2 separate regions of the Homo sapiens genome follow, and region 2 is linked to region 1. Evidence: chromatin loops called from intact Hi-C (ENCODE). Cell type or tissue: prostate gland. All regions are shown on one strand. Each heading gives the region's core, and the rest is flanking DNA. Links, peaks and the distances in the headings are about the cores only. Region 1 overlaps RNF144A (ring finger protein 144A). Region 2 overlaps RNF144A (ring finger protein 144A).

Region 1 (9,065 bases), core at 397-8,396:
GACAAGCACATAAATGCACGGCCTGAATCCAGCCAAGAGCACTCAGAGGAGAGAGGAGGGCTTGCCACGGAGCTTTTCTCTCCTGTTTCCCCCAAGCGTGCTTTCTGGCACATGCAGACATCCAGGAGTTATGAATATTTCAGACCGCCTCCTCCCCATCGTGGTCCTTACTGCCTCTCCTCCCCTGCTTCCCTCTCCTCATCTGCACCTGGCCAAGCGCATCTCCCCTTGAATCCTCACTGCTTCTCAGCTATCAGTGCTGGCCCAACATTTGCTATTTACTGTAAAAAGGGACATGTGCAGTTTCTTTCTTTTACGTATTTTTTGGCAGTAGATAGTTAATGTTTATCGAGGTAATTGTTCCAGATCAGCATTATACAGTTTGCTCTGGATACCTGCTTCCCTTAACGCACAGTATTTCTGTGAGTTGGAATGAGGAAGGCCAGAGAGGTTTATCTTTCTCAAACTAGTGAGGAAGGGAATCAGCCATCAGTCCCTGATCTGTCAAACTCTAAAAACCACATCTTTGTGTTAGATCAGGCTGTGTCAAGGCAGAGTTCCAGTGGACATTTTAAAGCTGAAGGTGCTAGAATTGCCCTGGGGCATTGGCTCTTTCACCAGCCCTCTCCCTGATTGCGGCTTCCCGGAGCTTGCACCATTGTTTCATCCCACCCCGGAGTTCAATGGAACTTTTCTGAACAATAGGAGGAAAGTATTCCCTATCACAGAAATAGATCTGTGTTCCTGCAGCTCCTGGGATTGTTATGCCTCAGGGCATCATCAATAAACTAAAAATCATAAGTCAATCATTTCTATATTGTGAAACCATATTTGAGTGCTTTTATCAGGGGATAAGAAAAGTGCTTTTTAAATAAACATTAATTTTGTACATGAAATCTGGCTGTGTGTCAGCCACTCCGCTCCGTTGGACCCCATGCGGGTCTGGTGAGATGAGGGTGGGGGGCGGGGTGGGAGGGTGAAGTTCTTGACCTTGAGGAGCTTGTCATCTCCCTGACGAGCCCCATAAGGCACGATCCGGACACATTGCTATGAAGGAGGCTGCATGGCTAAGGGTGTAAAGTCCCTGGCGGCCCCAAGGAGGAGTCAGGAGGTTACTGGCTCTGGGGGCCAGTGGGTAGCTGAGGACTTGAAGGCTGAGTGAGTTTGTTCACCAGAGAGGACAGAATGTGCTGAGCCAGGTTACTACCAAAGACCTGGGCACGATGAAAGAGGATGTGAACTCATACGTGGCCTGGCCAGAGATGCTGGAAAGACAAGGTGAGGCCCAGACGACGGCCCCTGTGTACCAGATCAGGGGCCTGGCCCCCAGCAGAGGCCTGTGCTTCCCAAGGATAGGATGGATCAGAATCACTTAGGGAGCCTGAGGACTGGGCCCTGCCTCAGACCTCGGAGTCAGTATCTTCAGCTTCCAAAAGCTGTCCAGGTGGCTCGGATGTGCAGCCAGGCTTGTCCATGTCTGCTCGCAGAGGTCAGTAACCACTTCTCAACTGGGTAGTACACAGGATTTGGTTTGCGTTTCAGAAAACAAATTCAAAAACGTTTAAAGAGCCTGCAGTGCAAGACATTGTGAGAGGCAGTCTGGAAAATGGAGACATACAAATGGAGAATGAGCTCTTCTCAGTGGTGTGTAAATTAATGTCAGCGCAAAGGAAATTTTGGTTAAGAGTTCAAGGAGGAGAGAGCTCACAGTGATGGAAGTGGACAGAAATAGCTTTGTAGAAGAGAAAGGTGTGGCCAGAAGTGGCTTTGTGTTTGCCTGCTCCTCCCTTTCCTCTCACAGATGGGGCATCTGGGCACAGAAGCGAGGCAGACAGTGGTAGCTGGGACCCCAGCCCCCAGCCAAAGCCTCTTGCTACTGCACCTGTAACAGCCAGGATTTGATGGCCCTCCATTCACTGTGCATTCAGACACCAGGAGGCTTGACCCCAAAAATCAGGAAACTCAAGGCTGGTGTCCTCCCCACAAGGAGAGGAAGTCCGGCTGCAGCCCCCAAACTGTCTTACCAGAGTTGATTGAAAGGAACAGAAGGCCATGACCCCTGACCTGCTCCTCCTGGTTTTCGGAAGAGTGACTTCCTGTTTCCTCAGGCGCATTGGGCCCTGTGTTTGTTTGTTCTTTTCTGAAAAAGCAGCTGTCTGTTTACAGCCTCCTTTAAATGAATCAACAGGCTTGCCCCTCCGTGGCACCATGTGCCTCGTCATTTCCTTCATTGATCAGGATTGAAAACGGTGCCTCCTGGTCCTGGAGGCATAGAGGGCTCGGTATAGAAATGCCATTCCCCTCACGCCAGTGGGTAGTCATTGAGATCTGGGTGCCAAGCACTGAGCTGGGGAACACACTTAGAGAGACCAACATGTGTGAGGGTCCCAGCTCCAGGAAATGGAGGTGGGGTGGAGAACGCCTGGAGGGAGGCGTCCACAGGTGTTCCTGGAGTGCAGAGAACTGCTGCCCACTCAGGATGGTCTGAGAAGATGCAGACAGAAAGTGCTCCCCGGGCTGGATCTTGAATCATGAGGAAAATCAAGTGGCCTGAGTGGAGAGGAAGCGCTTTCTAGGTGAGAAGCCCGACCTGATGGAGGGGGATGGATCAGCAACAAAGAAAATCATCCAATCCCAGGAATAGCCCTGTCACTGCACCAGGAAGATGCCAGGGCAGAGGGACTCTGGTGGAGTCACACACAGCCGGAGCCAGCAGGAGCTCTTTGGAGCAGCAGTGACCTGCGTGTTCAGTAGCCCTTTGTCCCCATGAGATCCCTTCTTTCCCACAAGCTCAGAAGCCAGCCACTGTGCAGGGGAGGTCCTTCTTTGGGCTGGGCCTGAAGTCTGGTCCAAAGCTCCCTCTAGAGCCCGAGGCTGTGCTGTCCAGGGCTGCTAGGTGATGAAGGGAGGCCCTGGGGAGGAGCGGCCTGGGCCTCCAGTGGCTGTGGCCAGGTGTTCCCGGATGCGTGCCCTTCCCTGTGTCACCTCCCTCATGTCTCCACTTATCATGAGCATAGGAGAAGAAATGCATCAATGGCTGTGATACTCACCGAACTGAGCAGGAACCACTCGTTCATGCCGTCTCTGTCTCTGCCCCTCACAGGATGATTTCCTTCTGATACACTACGATAAGGGACCCTGCCGGAACAAGCTGGGCCACTCCCGGGCATCTGTGATCTGGCATCGGACACAGGTAGGAGGTGATTTGCCTGGAAGGTTGATCTCAGAGAGAGACTGTGTGTGTGTGTGTGTGTGTGTGTGTGTGTGTGTGTGTGTGTGTGTGTATGTATATCTTTAGTGTTTCCAGACTTGCCTAAAGGACGAAGATCTCCTGGATAGAAAGAGCTAGTAGATGTGCTTCCTGCTGGTTTTTGCTGGTATAGGCTTATCCTTATGGAAGCCCTGGCCCAAAGTTAATGTCAACGCGCATCACATTCATTGTCTGATGGGTCTTCAGCATCAGACTTCAGATCACTTGCACGGGACTCATGGCCTTGGTCATGACCTGCTGACCGTGTTTAGGTAATCCTTGCCTAGCCCTTAACAAAGAGCTTTCTCTTGAGGCCCTGAGATAAGCAAGGTAGTAACAGGAATGGATAACAAGGAAGGAGTGGAAAAATTCCGAGGTCAGTGGTCCCCAACCTTTTTGGCACCAGGGACTCACTTCGTGGAAGGCAGTTTTTCCACAGACTGGGCAGGGGGATGGATTTGGGATGATTCAGCATATTGCATTTATTGTGCACTTTATGTCATGATTACATTGTAATATATAGTGAAATAGTTGTACAACTCACTATCATGTAGAATCAGTGGGAGCCCTGAGCTTGTTTTCCTGCAACTAGATGGTCCCATCTGAGGGTGATGGGAGACTGTGATAGATCATCAGGCATTTAGATTCTCATATAAGGAGGCTGCAACCCAGATCCCTCGCATGCGCAGTTCACAACAGGGTTCGTGCTCCTACGAGAGTCTAATGTCGCTGCTGATCTGACAGGAGGTGGGGCTCAGGCGGTAACGTGAGCAATGGGGAGCAGCTGTAAATACAGATGAAGGTTTGCTCGTTTGCTTCCCCCACCCCCACCACTCACTCCTGCCGTGCACCCTGGTTCCTAACAGGCTACAGACCGCTACCCGTCCATGGCCCAGGTGTTGGGGACCCTGGCCCTAGGTGTTAATGCCTGTGCAGTCTTTGGAGTTGATAAAGGACCCTCGTGTTGGTTAATATTAACTTGTGCTTTCAACACATATTTATAGCCTACCGTGTGCTGGGTACTGCTGTAGGAGCTGGAGATACAGTGGTGCGTGAGACAGATGTGTCCTTCTACGGAACTACGTTCTGTTTAGGGACAGAGATGATAAAGCAGCAAGGACACAGAACCTAATAAATCAGCTAGAGGTGACGTGATGGGGAGATGGTCAGAGATGATGGCAGGGACAGACCCTTTTAGGGCCTGGCAGTCCACAGAGCAACCCTGGATCTTGTGCTGGGTGAGTGGGAAGCTGCTGAGGGATTAGTGGCAGGAGGCACATTGGCTGCTGCTCCCTGCCTGCTCCTCGAGAGGCGTGAAGGGCTCAAGTCTGTGACTCCTTCAGGAGAGCCTCTGAGGCACATGTGTCAGCCTCATCTAAAAGATGGAGAAACTCAGTCTCAAGGCAGTTGCCAGGACGAGGGAAAGGTCCACCTACAGCTGCACTTCCTGGACAATCTTAAATGCCGACCACGTGGCAGAGCCTGTGGGCGTCCACAGCAGGCGATAAGACACGCCTCCCATCAGAGAGCAGATGCTGAGCATTCTTGGCCTCGCAGGCCGTAGGCCTCTGCTGCACCTGTCAACTCCACCTGGCGGCACAGAAGCTGCCAACGGTACGTCAGTGAGTTACCTTGGCCGTGTTCCAGTGAAACTGTTTACACAGGCAGGTGGAAGTGACTGTGGTGATGGTTGCGTAACTCTGTGAACACACTGGAAACCATTGAATGTGTGTACTTGATCTGAATTGCGTGGCACAGGAATTATGTCCCAATAAAGCTGTATGGATAAACAAAACAGAACAGATGATGAAGGCAGATTTGGCCCCCGGGCCATGGCGTACTGCCCTCTGGTCTAGAGAGTTGGTTTGAGCTCCTCTGACTGTTCTCTTTGCACGTGGCCCGGCACGGCTTGAATCCACGCCCCTTGCAGCTCTGCTGGAATCCGCGCCCCTTGCAGCTCTGCTGGAATCCGCGCCCCTTGCAGCTCTGCTGGAATCCGCGCCCCTTGCAGCTCTGCTGGAATCCGCGCCCCTTGCAGCTCTGCTGGAATCCGCGCCCCTTGCAGCTCTGCTGGAATCCGCGCCCCTTGCAGCTCTGCTCGAATCCGCGCCCCTTGCAGCTCTGCTCTGGCTGCTGTGACAAAGCGCTGCAGACTGGGTGGCTCAGAACAGCAGAAATGTATTGGCTCAGTCCTGGAGCTCAGAATTCTGAAATCGAGGTGTCAGCAGGGCCCTGCCTGCTCTGAAACCTGTAGGAGAGTCCCTCCGGCCTTGTCCAGCTTCTGTGGTTCGCCAGCCATCTGCGGCATTCCTGGACAGATCGATGCGTCACTGCAATCCTCCGTCTTCCTCCGGCTGCCTCTTCCCTGTGCGTCTCCACCTCGTCTTCCATCATTGTCCAAATCCCCCCTTTCTATCAGGACATCAGTGGTATGGGATCGAGGCCCACGCTAATCACCTCATGGTAACTTGATTGCATCTACAGAGACCCTGTTTCCAAAGAAGGTCACATTCTGAGATACTAGGGGGCTAGAACTTCAATATATTGTTTTGTGAGGACAGGATTCAACCCATAACAACACCTACACCCCCCTCCCCACGCAGCATAGAAACTGCCAGGAGGCTGCATTCCTCTTCTGTACTTGGTTTTCCCTGGGCTGTAGGTAGGGGGTGACTGGGTGCTGACTCGGGGGACCCGGCATTTGCACAGCCACCGTGTGAGTGGATGCTGTTGTGTGCACCTTGGCAGAAACTGAGTCAGAGCTTGGTGAGAACTCGGAAACCATTGCCCAACTCTGGCAGTTTCCCTGTAGAGAAGGTGAGTTCCAGGTGAGAGCAGGTGCTTTCCACAGGGACTCTGGCTGGCTGTTGCTGGGTGCCAAGCCTCCCACATACTCAGGCTTACCATCCTCACATGTATTTTGCTCTGGAATCTGTGGTGTGAACAGGGCTCAGCCAAGCCAGCCCATGTGCGGCCCACGTGGCATCAGCCGGGGCAGCTCTGAAGCTGGGCAGGAGCCCCTGCAGGCCCGTGCCCCATGCTTCTGGTGCTTGATCTGGCTGCTGGCTTGGGCCTCAGCTGGGGCTGGCAGTCAGATATCCTCACGCCATCGTGCCCTGGAGCTGCCAAAGGCCCACTGGTCTTGGAACCTGGGAGAGCCTGAGCATGGGTCTTGGCAGCCGCATCTTCCCTGCTCCTCCAGGCTCACTCTGAACTTTGGCCTGCAGCGCCCGTGCTTTCCCTGCCTCTCTCCTTTGCCCTGGCCGTTGCTGCCAGCTTGGTCTTCATCACTCTCTTCCTCTACTTCTCCTGTTCCTGCCCAGCTCTGCACATCCACATTCTAACCTTCTCTGTGGCCCAATCCAGGTGTGACCTCCTCCGTGAAGTCTCTTGTGTGTGACTGTCATCCAAGAAGAGCCCTCCCTCCCATGTGGACCCACCCCACTCTGGTCATAGCCCAGTGCTCATCTGGGTCTTATCTCTTAGGATACAGAAAAGTGCTCTTGGGAGCAGGGACCTGTTTTGCTCATCTTTGTAACCTCTTTGGCACTGGTCCTGTGCCTGGGGCACAGTTATCTTTGGAAGTAGTGCACGGGCAAAATCGCGAATGACCCGTTTGGCCGTGGGTGTTGACTCGCAGCCCTCTCCACAGGGCTAATGGTCCTCGTGCCTTCGGCGGCTTTCTACACGTGGGGAACTTCACAGGGGCCGGGCAGGGAGCAAAGGGTTGCTGTGTCCCCGTCCCAGGAGCCATGAGAGCTGCTTTATTTTCTGGTTCTGCTCCTGGTGAGGAGAAGGTGGAAGTGGATGACTTGGAGCTTGTTCGTCCCCATTCAAAGACAGGAAGAACTGTTTTTGTTTCTCCTAGGGAGGGACAGGAGTAACACCACCTCTCTAATGACACCTAATAGTTCTTCCTTTCTTTGAAGGCAGAAGTTGCAGTGATCCAAGATCGTGCCACTGCACTCCAGCCTGGGCGACAGAGCAAGACTCTGTCTCAAAAAAAAAAAAAAAGTTCACAAAAGTGCGGTGAGACTTGGAGCGATAGTGTTTGGGGAAACAGAGCAGCCAGGAGTGTCAAGCTGTAGCAAGCGACAGCGTGCAGCCGTTTGAGTGGACGCCCACCCTCCTTAGGAGCCCCAGCTTTGCTCGGACTCATCTCTGTCTGCCTTTTGGAAATGAGTCCGTGTAAAGAGCTCGCTTCTGCCACCTCCTGCCTAGTTTTCAGGCTTCCGGCATCTCCCCTGCCCTGTCCTTCCTCCGGGCTGCTACGGCACTGAGCGTGCTCCCAAGTGCAGTGCTGTGAAGGACACCTGGTAGCACCAGGTGCCTTTGTGGCACGTGCACCTGCCAGGCTGTGGGAAACTCATAAGATCGCAAGGCAGGGTGAGACATTAGAAGCCAAGAATTATTTCTTGATAATTCAACAAGCTGGAATATTCAAGAAAAATAGTATGAAATGAGTGGCACCTGAATCAGACCATAAAAGTCCTAAATACTGGATGTTGCAGAAAGTGCTTTGAAGGAGGAGAGGACAGTGTGAGCGGAGGCACAGAATGGGACACTCTGGGGCCGGCTGGGGAGCCTTCGGGAGTGCAGCTGATGGGAAGTTAGGGGCAGAGTCGTGATTGGCCTTGGAGAGGGTGTGGTGTCTTGCTGTAGACTTAAGTCTGTATGGCACTAGGGAGCCAGAGAAGGTTTTAGAGCAGCAGAATAAAATGCTCAGACGGGGCATAACCTGAAGACTTCTGCTGAGCCTCTTGGTCCTCCACATTTGGCCTCCCTTGTCATCTTCATCTCTGCAAAGCAGAATCTGCCAGCCTTGTGGCCTCAGAGGAGCCCGCTCAGGATGGCCTGCTGTTCTGCCTTCTCCACTCCTGTGTCTCTCTCTTGCCCTGTTTTGTTCCTTCTCCCTGTCAAGCTATATCCCTCCCATCCATTTTTAAGGCTTTGCTCCAGCTCCTGCTTCTCCCGTTACGTGTCTCTAAAGAGCCCAGGCCACAGCACGTGCTGAGCAGCGTCTTTGGAATCTTACTTGACTGCAGCCCACAGGGAGACATGTACCAGTGTAGTACCTTGTAACCCATAAAACATCCCTGTGCACACCCACATCGACATAACTTCCCCACTCTGTGCTCCTGCATTTTCTGTTCTGCTCTGTTTACTAAAGTCCTCATCTTGACCCACCAAATTGCTTTCCCGTCCTACAAATGGGTCAGCTGGGCCACCCTCTGTCACTGACCCTGCTGTGGGTTAGAACTTCTTGCCCAAGTCAGGTTTCATTGGCTCCCTGGGGACACATTTCTCTGTCACATAGGGGCTTGCTCCACTCAAACCTCAGGAGCACTCAGAACATGCCCTGAATTCAGTGTCCTGTGATTCCCAACTTTCAGGGTCATTTTGAAAGGTTCCTTCTCCCCAGTTCTTCCTCCTTTAGATGTGAAGCTCAGTAAGATTATTCTAAGAGATTTGGGGGAATTCCAACGTGTCTCTTTGAGATTGCAGGCTGCTTTCATTATTTTTTACGGGAGCAGAGGTTTTATATGCCACTTGCATCTTACCTGGCACTCTTGTCAAACGGAAAACAGTGCTGTAAAGGAAGAATTGTCTTTGTTGCATAAAGTTATTGTACAGTTTGTTTCATCGCAAGTGATACATTTTTTATTCAGTATAGCAGAGTCTCCTGTTAAAGTAAATGAGCATGAAAACCAGCAGAGTGGCCGCGAATGCAAGACCGCACGGTGGGCAGATGTCTCACGTGGGACTGACTGTGCGGTTGCTGGAGTGAGTGTGGGTGCTGTGAGCCGCACCTGTG
Region 2 (9,065 bases), core at 303-8,302, 54 kb before region 1:
GGACAAGTTGGGGAACTTTAAAGCCTCTATTTTCTTATCTATGAAATGGGGATGAATATGCCTGCTTCACAGTTTACTGAAGGGATTAAATGAGGCAATATACAACTAATGCAGGTTCAGATGGTGCCTTAGTAACTGGAGCTAGTGTTAAGTGTTGGCGATTTGCCTACGTGGTTGAGTGTCCGAGCTGGGGTTCAAACTCAGTGGCTTCTGATCCCAGAAGATGCACACTTTTCAGTATAGGATGTTGTGTCTAATATTAGACTCACGTGGTGTCTTAGGATCTTTGGATAAAGAGACTTAGGTGCTTATCCTAAAATTGTCATTAACTGTTTAACCACAGATAGTTGGGTTAATTTTATTGTACTGCCTCCATTTCTCCTGTGTATATCGGCATGTAAGGCCCTCGTATTGCCATCAAACACGCAGATTAAATGCTGATGGAAGGTGGCCCGGGTAGCAGGTCCTCCTGGTCACTTCACAGTACAGGGCGGGCATCTCTGCAGAAGGCCAGCCTGGCAGCACGGTGCACACTGGCTGCAGGAAGATAGGCCAGTGAGGATGAGGTTGGGAAAGGGCTTCACATCAGGCCTAAGTCTTTTGAGTGGAAATGGAATTTTAGGAAAATTAACTTTGTTCCAATATTTACTAGAGAAAGGAGAAGATTGGAATGGTGATACGGATTTTCACCACCCCTAGAAAATCATCAGTACCCACCATAGGGGTCAGCATATGGTCCATGGGCCAAATCCAGCCTGCTGCCTGTTTTCATAAATAAGGCTTCACGGGCACACGGCCATGCCCGTTGGCTTACGTGCCGTCTCTGGCTGCTTCGTGCTCCAGCATCAGAGAGGTCTTTTCTACAGAGACCCCATGATCCACAAAGCCTGAAATATTTTCCATCTTGCTCTTAGCAGGAAGACTTTGCCAGTCTCTGGTCCACACTGTTACTGGACTTCAGGATAGCACATTGTTCACCACAGAAGGAAAGATGTGGAAATTAAGAGTAAGTGAGACTTCTGGAGGATCTAGATTTTTAGGCTATGGCTCATGCTCATTAATTCATCTTAGATTCGTCATTTACCAGCCCCACCTAGTTCGCAGCCTGTAAAGTGGGAGGGTGGAAGTTACAGACTTACCTGCTCTCCAGGAGTGCTGAATAGTATTGATTTCTCAAGAAAGGAGAATGGCAGTTGTAGCATGATTCTGCACATTGTCAAGATTATGGCTGCCTTATGACCATCGTGCCACATGCATTCTAGTTTTCAGAAAATAATTAAATACAGCATTGTGGTTCAGAGCATGGGGCTGGTTGCAGACTGCCGAGATCCATCTGCCGTTGCCGTGTCCGTGGTGGTGTGATATTCAACAAGCTTCTTAACCTTGGTGTGCCCCAGTCTCCTTGTACCAAATGGGAGATAATAATACTACCTCACTAAGCTATTGTAAGATTAAGTGGCTTATAAGTTGGTGCACCTAGTAAGATCTTAAAACATGTTAGCTATTATTAGTGCATAATTCTTGTTTGAATTAACACTGCTTTTTTTTTTTCTTATGGGAAAAAGACAAGCCTCCCTGAAAGGCTGGCACTGTGAAAGTAAGTCAGACTTTACTTAATTATTGTGAAAGTAAGTCTTACATTCACATTGCCGTGAGCTGACCAACCTTGTTTAACTCTTAGCTCTTGACAGGCAGGTGCATCAAGGGTGTTGCATTTTTTGACAATAAAATACATTTCAGGTTTTAAATTAAGAAGAGACATGTAGGGGAGCTGACATATGCTGACATTTTTGGAACTCCGAGTTAGCTCAGAGACAAAAAATTAATTAAAATATTATTTGGAATTTTTTTGGTAATTTATACAATACTAAAATACATTTCCTAACCTTCTTTGAGTAGCCAAATAGATGTATAGAATGAGTAGGCATGATTGCTTGGTTATAACCGGAAAAGAAGTTAAGAGACCATCTTTTTATTCTGAATAATTATAATGGCTTTTATTTTTATTAAAATCTTTGTGATTTTTAAATATTCATGTGTATTAGTCCATTTTCATGCTGCTAATAAAGACATACCCAAGACTGAGAAACTTACAAAAGATAGGTTTAATTGGACTGACATTTCCATGTGCCTGGGGAGGCCTCACAATCATGACAGAGGACTACGAAAGGCACATCTCACATGGTGGCAGACAACAGAAGAGAACTTGTGCAGGGAAATTCCCGTTTGTAAAACCATCAGATGTCGTGAGACCCATTCACTATCACAAGAACAGCACGGGAAAGACCTACCCCCATGCTTCCCACCGGGTCCTTCCCACAACATGTGAGAATTATGGGAGCTACAAGATGAGATTTGGGTGGGGGACACAGAACCAAACCCTTTCAGCCTGTGATTCACACTCAAACTTCTTTAAAGGTATATATTGAGAATCCAACTGCCACCTGTGCCTGCTCATTCTCTCCACTGCCCAGCCCTCCTCGCCATGTTAAGTAACTCCTTCAATGAAAATCTTGGATATTCGGCCAGATGCAGTGGCTGATGTCTGTAATCCCAGGACTTTGGGAGGCTGAGGCAGGCACATTGCTTGAGATCAGGAGTTTAAGACCAGCCTGGGCAACAAGTTGAAAGCCCATCTCTGCAAAAAATGCAAAAATTAGTCAGGTGTGGTTGTGGCACAGGCCTGTGGTCCCAGCTACTTGGGAGGCTGAGGTGGGAGGATCACCTGAGCCCAGGAGGACAGTGCTGCAGTGAGCCAAGATTGCACCACAGCACTCTAGCCTGGGTGACAGAGCGAGACCCTGTCTCAAAAAATGAAAGAATCTTGGATATCCATGCAGTGTTTATGTGAATACAAATAAGTACACAAAGTTTATCGTAGGATATATGCTGTTCTATGCTTTGCTGTTTTCACTTAACACATTTTGCAGATCTTTCCATTTGAATGGATAGAAGGCTTTTTCATCCTTTCTTCAGCGGCACAGTATTCCATTGTGCAGACCTTCCATGGTTTAGTCCACAGCCTGCTACTTGAGTTATTCCCAGTCTTCTGGTATTACAAACAAGACCCCAGTGACTAACTTCCTCCACTGGGCACATGACTGGAAGTGGGATTACTAGGTCAGTGGGTACATGTAGTAAATCTTTGGTAGATATATTGACATTTTCCCCATTTCATGTGTTATATCATTTTGAACTCCAGCCAGTAAGGTGTGTGAGTAATGGTTGACCTACAGCCTCCCCCACAGGGTTTGCGAAATATTTGAATTTTTGCCAACTTGATAGTTGGGGAATGGCATCTTGATATAGTAAGAGTGAATTTCTCTTCTTATAATTGTGTTTGTTTGAGGGCCGTTTTTCTTTTCCTGTGAATTTTATCTCGTTCCTTGATCGTTTTTTATTCAATTGTTGCTCTTTTACTTCTCAATTTATAAAGTTATGTATGTATTAAGGAGAATAACTCTTTGGGATACATTTTGCAATGTTTTTCGTTTTGTTATTTATTGTAACTTTCTTTGGTTTGCAGAAGGTTTTGAAATTTATATATATATGAATTTCATATATATAAAACTATATAAATTTCATATATAATGATATATGTCATATATACATTTCATATATATAAATTTATTATATATACATTTCATATATAAACTTTATATATAATATGAATATTGCACAAAGAAAAACAGTTACTCCTCACTCTCATAAGAAATGATTTTGTGTGAGTATGTACTACCCTTTCCTTTGTCTGTTGTACCATCATAATGAACAGATGGGGTTTATGCTTACTTTTCACCTACCAAAATTATACCAAAAGGCTATTGGTTAATCCTGCAAAATGTCATTCTATAATACATATTCTTCTTTTTTTAAAAAAACTGGTCTGATACGCCTTTGAAAATATTATATTCATGCACTTGCAGCTTTTTAATATTACAGACAATGCTGTAATCCACATTTTCATGCCTGCAATTATTTGTTCAATGGATGAAATTCCCAGAAATTGGGCTTCTTGATCAAAGGATTAAAAAAATTTAAGTTCCTTGATAAATATTACGCATTGCCTCTCAAAAGTGTTAGTTCATTGTATGTTACCATTAGCCATGTTTATTGCTTTCTCTAAGACTATAACCAAGTTATTACAATTTTTTAAATGTTCAGTTGATTTTATAGGTGGAAAATAAGCCCTGTCGTTCTCCACATGAGTAAAGCAGGATGCAGAGAGCTTAGGAGATGTGCCAAGATCCCAGGGCTGGCAGGAGGCAGGCCCAGGGCTGGAAGCCAGGCCTCCTTGTTCCCAGGAAGGGAAAGTTGCGTATGCCTTTTGAGTTAATGACACGAAAGCACAGACAACTGGACATGGTTCTTTTGAACATCGTAACATCAATTCATTGGGATCAAATCAACACTGAGCATCAGTATTCAGTGTTTAATGCACATTTTAATTTCACTGCAGAGAGGATCGCACCTCATTACTAGCGGTTATTGAGTCACTACTCAGTAAATATTTACTTTCTACGTGTAGTACATTATACCAAATAGTTGATATTATATGGGCATAAAATGATCTCTGTTACTGGGAAACTTCTGGTGCAGGAGAAGCGGTAAACCTTTTATTGCTGTTACAGGAGCTTTCTCCCAGGCAGCGAGCTTTAGAGTGTCCATTAAACTTTACTGACCAATTTTTTATGGAGCACTTCCTCTATGCTTGCACTGTTATAAATTCTTGGGATAGAATAGTGAACCCAGCAAATAAAAACTACTGCCCTCATTGGGGTGTCTATTCTGGAGAGACAAAAAGAACATAAAGGAGAGAAATAAGTTACACAGTAGACAGTATTAAGCCTATTGTTTTAAGGAGAAAATGAAAGCATAGATGGTAGTGAGTGTCGGGGGGAGCTGTTGGGGAGTTTGCCTTTAAGATACATCACCCTGGAGTCACTGGAAGTTTCCATCTGGGAGACGTCTTGTGAAATAGTGTCCTTGGTGGGTATGTGGTCAGCTTGGGGAACCCATAGAACTGCATCACAGCCTCACTCCTCATCCTCAACAGGGGCTAGTAGACCAGGAGAGGAGAGGAGGTGTGGGCACCCTCGTGAGGTAAAGGTGTCTGTGGTCCTGCATAGCTCTGGAGGACGTGGACTTCTTTCTGGAATGACAGGAAGCTCCTAACAGGACTTTATGTGTCAGAGGCCTATGATGGCCTGTGAATGTGGAAAACATGGTTGGATATGGTGGGTTCTATTGTTTTTGGTGCTGTAATTCTATATTAATGATGCTCAAGTGACCAAGGACTTGTACTCTCTTAACAGCACATAGTCCCATTAGGCCCATTATCATTTCAACAAGATCCTTCCTGGGAACAGACTTCTAGACAGCCCATGTCTTTTCTTTGTGACTGGTGCCTCCAAGCTCAGGGACACCTTATAAAGGTTCCAGGGGTAAAAACCCAAGTTCGAACGTGGGGCTGGGAATAATTACTCCACACAGACTTGTGTTATTGTGGGTATTCCCAGCAGGAACGTTCCCCGCCTTGAAGACTCTTCCCAGGTTGCCGGGGTTTTCTTGGGAATAATTTGAAGTTGACATCTCTGTTTCCTTCCAGGAAAGGTTGCATCAGTTTATGTGATCATGTTCAAGTCCCTCGAGGTTGGACTCAGAACCAAGCTGAATGCTCAGGAAACAAGTAGGCTGGTTCTGCAGTCTGAGCCTGGACCCTGTCTGTTTGGAGGCTTTCCTTCTCTCTTTGTGAATATTCTCTTTAGAAGAGAGCTCTCTTTCTGCACCTGTGGGGATCATCACCACCATGTCAGAACTGAGTAAGTTCTGTGGTTTGTTTTTATAGCTAACAGAGTTTCCCATTGTTGTCCAGCAAAGGGATGGAGCACTGGATGGGTGAGGATTGGCATCCAGAAGAAAGGGTGGCATGAAGGGTCCACGTATCTCTGCCCAACTTCTGGGCTGCCTCTCTGTCTCATGAGCTCATCTGCACTTGGTGGTCTCTGCAGCCAGGGTCAGAAAGTAGAGAGACAGGAGCAGCCTTGTGTGTTTCCTGAGTGCCTATTGGAGTCTAAGTTCTAGAATAGTGGGCGAGGGGCTGGGATAGGGGCTCAGCCTTGTGGATCTGAGGGATGTTGGACAGAGATGTCTCTTCTGAATGAGTGGGAGGCGCTGCTGTGGGTTGACCCTGAGCCTGTGGTCTTCAGTCTTGGCCAAGGCTGTAGGGATCACGTGGACTTCCTCACAGGGAGGGTGGGAGATGCAGATGAGATGAGATATTTTTTTTCCTGGTTATTAGGACAGGCAGTCTCCAGCACTGGCTGTGAGGGAGGCAGAGGTGCCTTCTGTGTGATTATGATTGGGGAAGTTGAGCACTGGATTTATCTCTGCATCCTAGCCAACTAAATGGTCTGTCATTGCCATTGTTAAACCAAAGACCTGTTTAATACCTAGAAGACTCTGTGATGAAACAGACATTCTTCTCAGGTGTGAAAAGTTAAAAGAAATCATTAGCTTTTTTTTTTTTCCTGAGGGTGGCCTCTTTAGTATTTCGAAAGGTGAAACAATCAGATTAGCAATTACATCTTTGGTGGGGGACCAGAAGTTATTGTTTATGAATGAGCCTTCCAGGCTCCACAGAAGCCTCCAGGGTGATGTGTACATGAAAAGAATGTGGGGTTCATAAGTTGAGAGACTTAGGTTTAAGTTCTGAATTTGCCACTTATTACCCAGGGACTTTGGGCAAATTGTGCATCCCTCTTAAACCTCAGTTCTTAATCTGTTACATGAAGATAATTGAGTTAATGTATTAGTTCATTTTCACACTGCTGTAATGATACTACCTGAGACTGAGTAATCCATCAACAAAAGAGGTTTAATTGAATCAATTCTGCATGGCTGGGGAGGCCTCAGGAAACTCACAATTATGGCTGAAGGTGAAGGGGAAGCAGGCACCTTCTTCACAAGGCGGCAGGAGAGAGAGCACATGCAAGAGAAACTGCCACTTTTAAACCATCAGATCTCATGAGAACATCTCAATATCATGAGAACAGCCTGGGGGAAACTGCCCCCATGATCCAGTCACCTCCTACTGGGTCTGTTGTCCCTCAACATGTGAAGATTACAATTTGACATGAGGATTTGGGTGGGGATGCAGAGCTAACCCATGTAATTCCACCCCAGCGTCTCCCAGATATCGTGTCCTTTCCACATTTCAAAACCAATCATGCTCTCCAACAGCCCCCCAGAGTCTTAACTCATTCCAGCATTAACCCAAAAGTCCAAGTCCATAGTCTCATCTGAGACAAGACAAGTCCCTTCCACCGAAGAGCCTGTAAAATCACAAGCCAGTTAGTTACTTCTAAGATATACTGGGGGTACAGGCATTGAGAAAATATTCCCATTTCAAATGGGAGAACTTGGCCAAAACAAGGGGGCCAGAGGCCCCATGCCAGTCTGAAATCTGGCCAGGCAGTCATTACATCTTAAAGCTCCAAAATCACTTTTGATTCCATGTCTCAAATCCTGGGCATGGTGATGCAAGGGGTAGGCTCTCACGGCCTTGGGCAGCTCTGCCTCTGTGGCTCTGTAGGGTACAGCCGCTGCAGCTGCTTTCATAGGCTGGCATTGAGCGCCTGCAGCTTTTTCAGGTGCCCAGTGCAAGCTGTTGGTGGATCTACCTTTCTGTGGTCTGCAGGACAGTGGCCCTCTTCTCACAGCTCCACTAGGCAGTGCCCCAGTGGGGACTCAGTGTGGGGGCTCTAATCCCACCTTTCCCTTCCACACTGCCCATGAAGGTTCTCCATGAAGGCTCTGGCCTGCAGCAGACTTCTGCCTGGACATTCAAGCAATTCCATACATCCTCTGAAATCGAGGTGGAGGCTTCCTAAGCTTAACTCTTGCCTTATGCGCACCCACAGGCCCAATACCACGTGGAAGGTGCCAAGGCTTAGGGCTTGCACCCTCTGAAGCAATGGCCTGAGCTGTACCTTGGCCTCTTTTAGCTACAGCTGTAGCAGCTGGAACCCAGGGTGCCATGTCCCAAGGCTGCACAGAGCAGCTGAGGCCTGGGCCTGGCCCTGGCCCACAAAACCATTTTTTCCTTCTACACCTCCAGGCCTGTGATGGGAGGAGTTGCCTTGAAGATCTCTGAAATGCCCTGGAGACATTTTCCCCCATTGTCTTACTGATTAACATTCGGCTTCTTGTTATTTATGCAAATTTCTGCAGCGGGCTTGAATTTCTCCCCAGAAAATGGGTTTTTTCTTTTTTACTACATGGTCAGGCTGCAAATTTTCTAAACTTTTATCTCTGCTTTTTTTTTTAAAACATAAGTTTCAATTTCATATCGTCTCTTTGTGAATGCATGTAACTGTGTGCTTTCAGGAAAAGCCAGGTCGCATCTCGATGCTTTGCTGCTTAGAAATTTCCTCTGCCAGATACCTTAAATTATCTCTCTCAATTTCAAAGTTCCACAGATCTCTAGGGCAGGGGGAAAATGCCACCAGTCTCTTTACTAAAGCATAGTGAGAGTGACCTTTGCTCCAGTTCCCATTAGGTTCCTCATCTCCATCTGAGACCACCTCAGCCTGAACTTCATTGTCGATACGACTGTCAGCATGTTGGTCAAAACCATTCAACAAGTCTCTAGGAAGTTCCAAACTTTCCCACATCTTCCTGTCTTACTCTGAGCCCTCCAATCTGTTCCAACTCTGCCTGTTACCCAGTTCTAAAGTTGCTTCCACATTTCCAGGTTATCTTCATAGCAGTATGCCACTCCTGGTACCAATTTTCTGTATTAGTCTGTTTTCACACTGCTATAAAGATACTACCGGCCCACAGGTAGTAATTTATGAAGAAAAAAGATTTAATTGATTCACAGTTCCCCATGAGGCTTGGGAGGTCTCAGGAAACTTGCAATCATGGCAGAAGGCAAAAGGGAAGCAGACACCTTCTTCACAAGGCGGCAGGAGAGAGAGAGCGCACAGGGGAAACTGCCACTTTTAAAACCATCGGATCTCGTGAGATCTCCCTTACTATCACTGGAACAGCATGGGGGAAAC

What was found. Peaks named below come from ENCODE experiments on the same cell type or tissue, not always from the same donor. Only the 100,000 strongest peaks of a DNase experiment are listed, where the experiment ranks them.
Region 2: it touches region 1 in a loop (2.2-fold over the local background); 6 of 110 quality-filtered maps call a loop at or near these places.

Annotation. Positions count from the first base shown.
Region 1 is chr2:7,027,023-7,036,087 of GRCh38, forward strand. RNF144A (ring finger protein 144A) reads left to right here. Exons shown (of 9, transcript NM_014746.6): 8 at 3,104-3,193. Among named protein-coding and RNA genes, the nearest start is that of GRASLND, 110 kb to the left of the region's middle. In prostate gland, for the core only: CTCF peaks have their summits at 4,842 (motif pointing left) and 7,456 (motif pointing left); a DNase peak (open chromatin) is centred at 4,959; H3K27ac peaks cover 1,701 bases.
Region 2 is chr2:6,973,018-6,982,082 of GRCh38, forward strand. All of the region lies in intron 2 of RNF144A (ring finger protein 144A), which reads left to right. Among named protein-coding and RNA genes, the nearest start is that of GRASLND, 59 kb to the left of the region's middle. RefSeq lists an enhancer at 314-1,513. In prostate gland, for the core only: no CTCF peak of the experiment used is centred there; DNase peaks (open chromatin) are centred at 4,264 and 4,625; H3K27ac peaks cover 1,123 bases.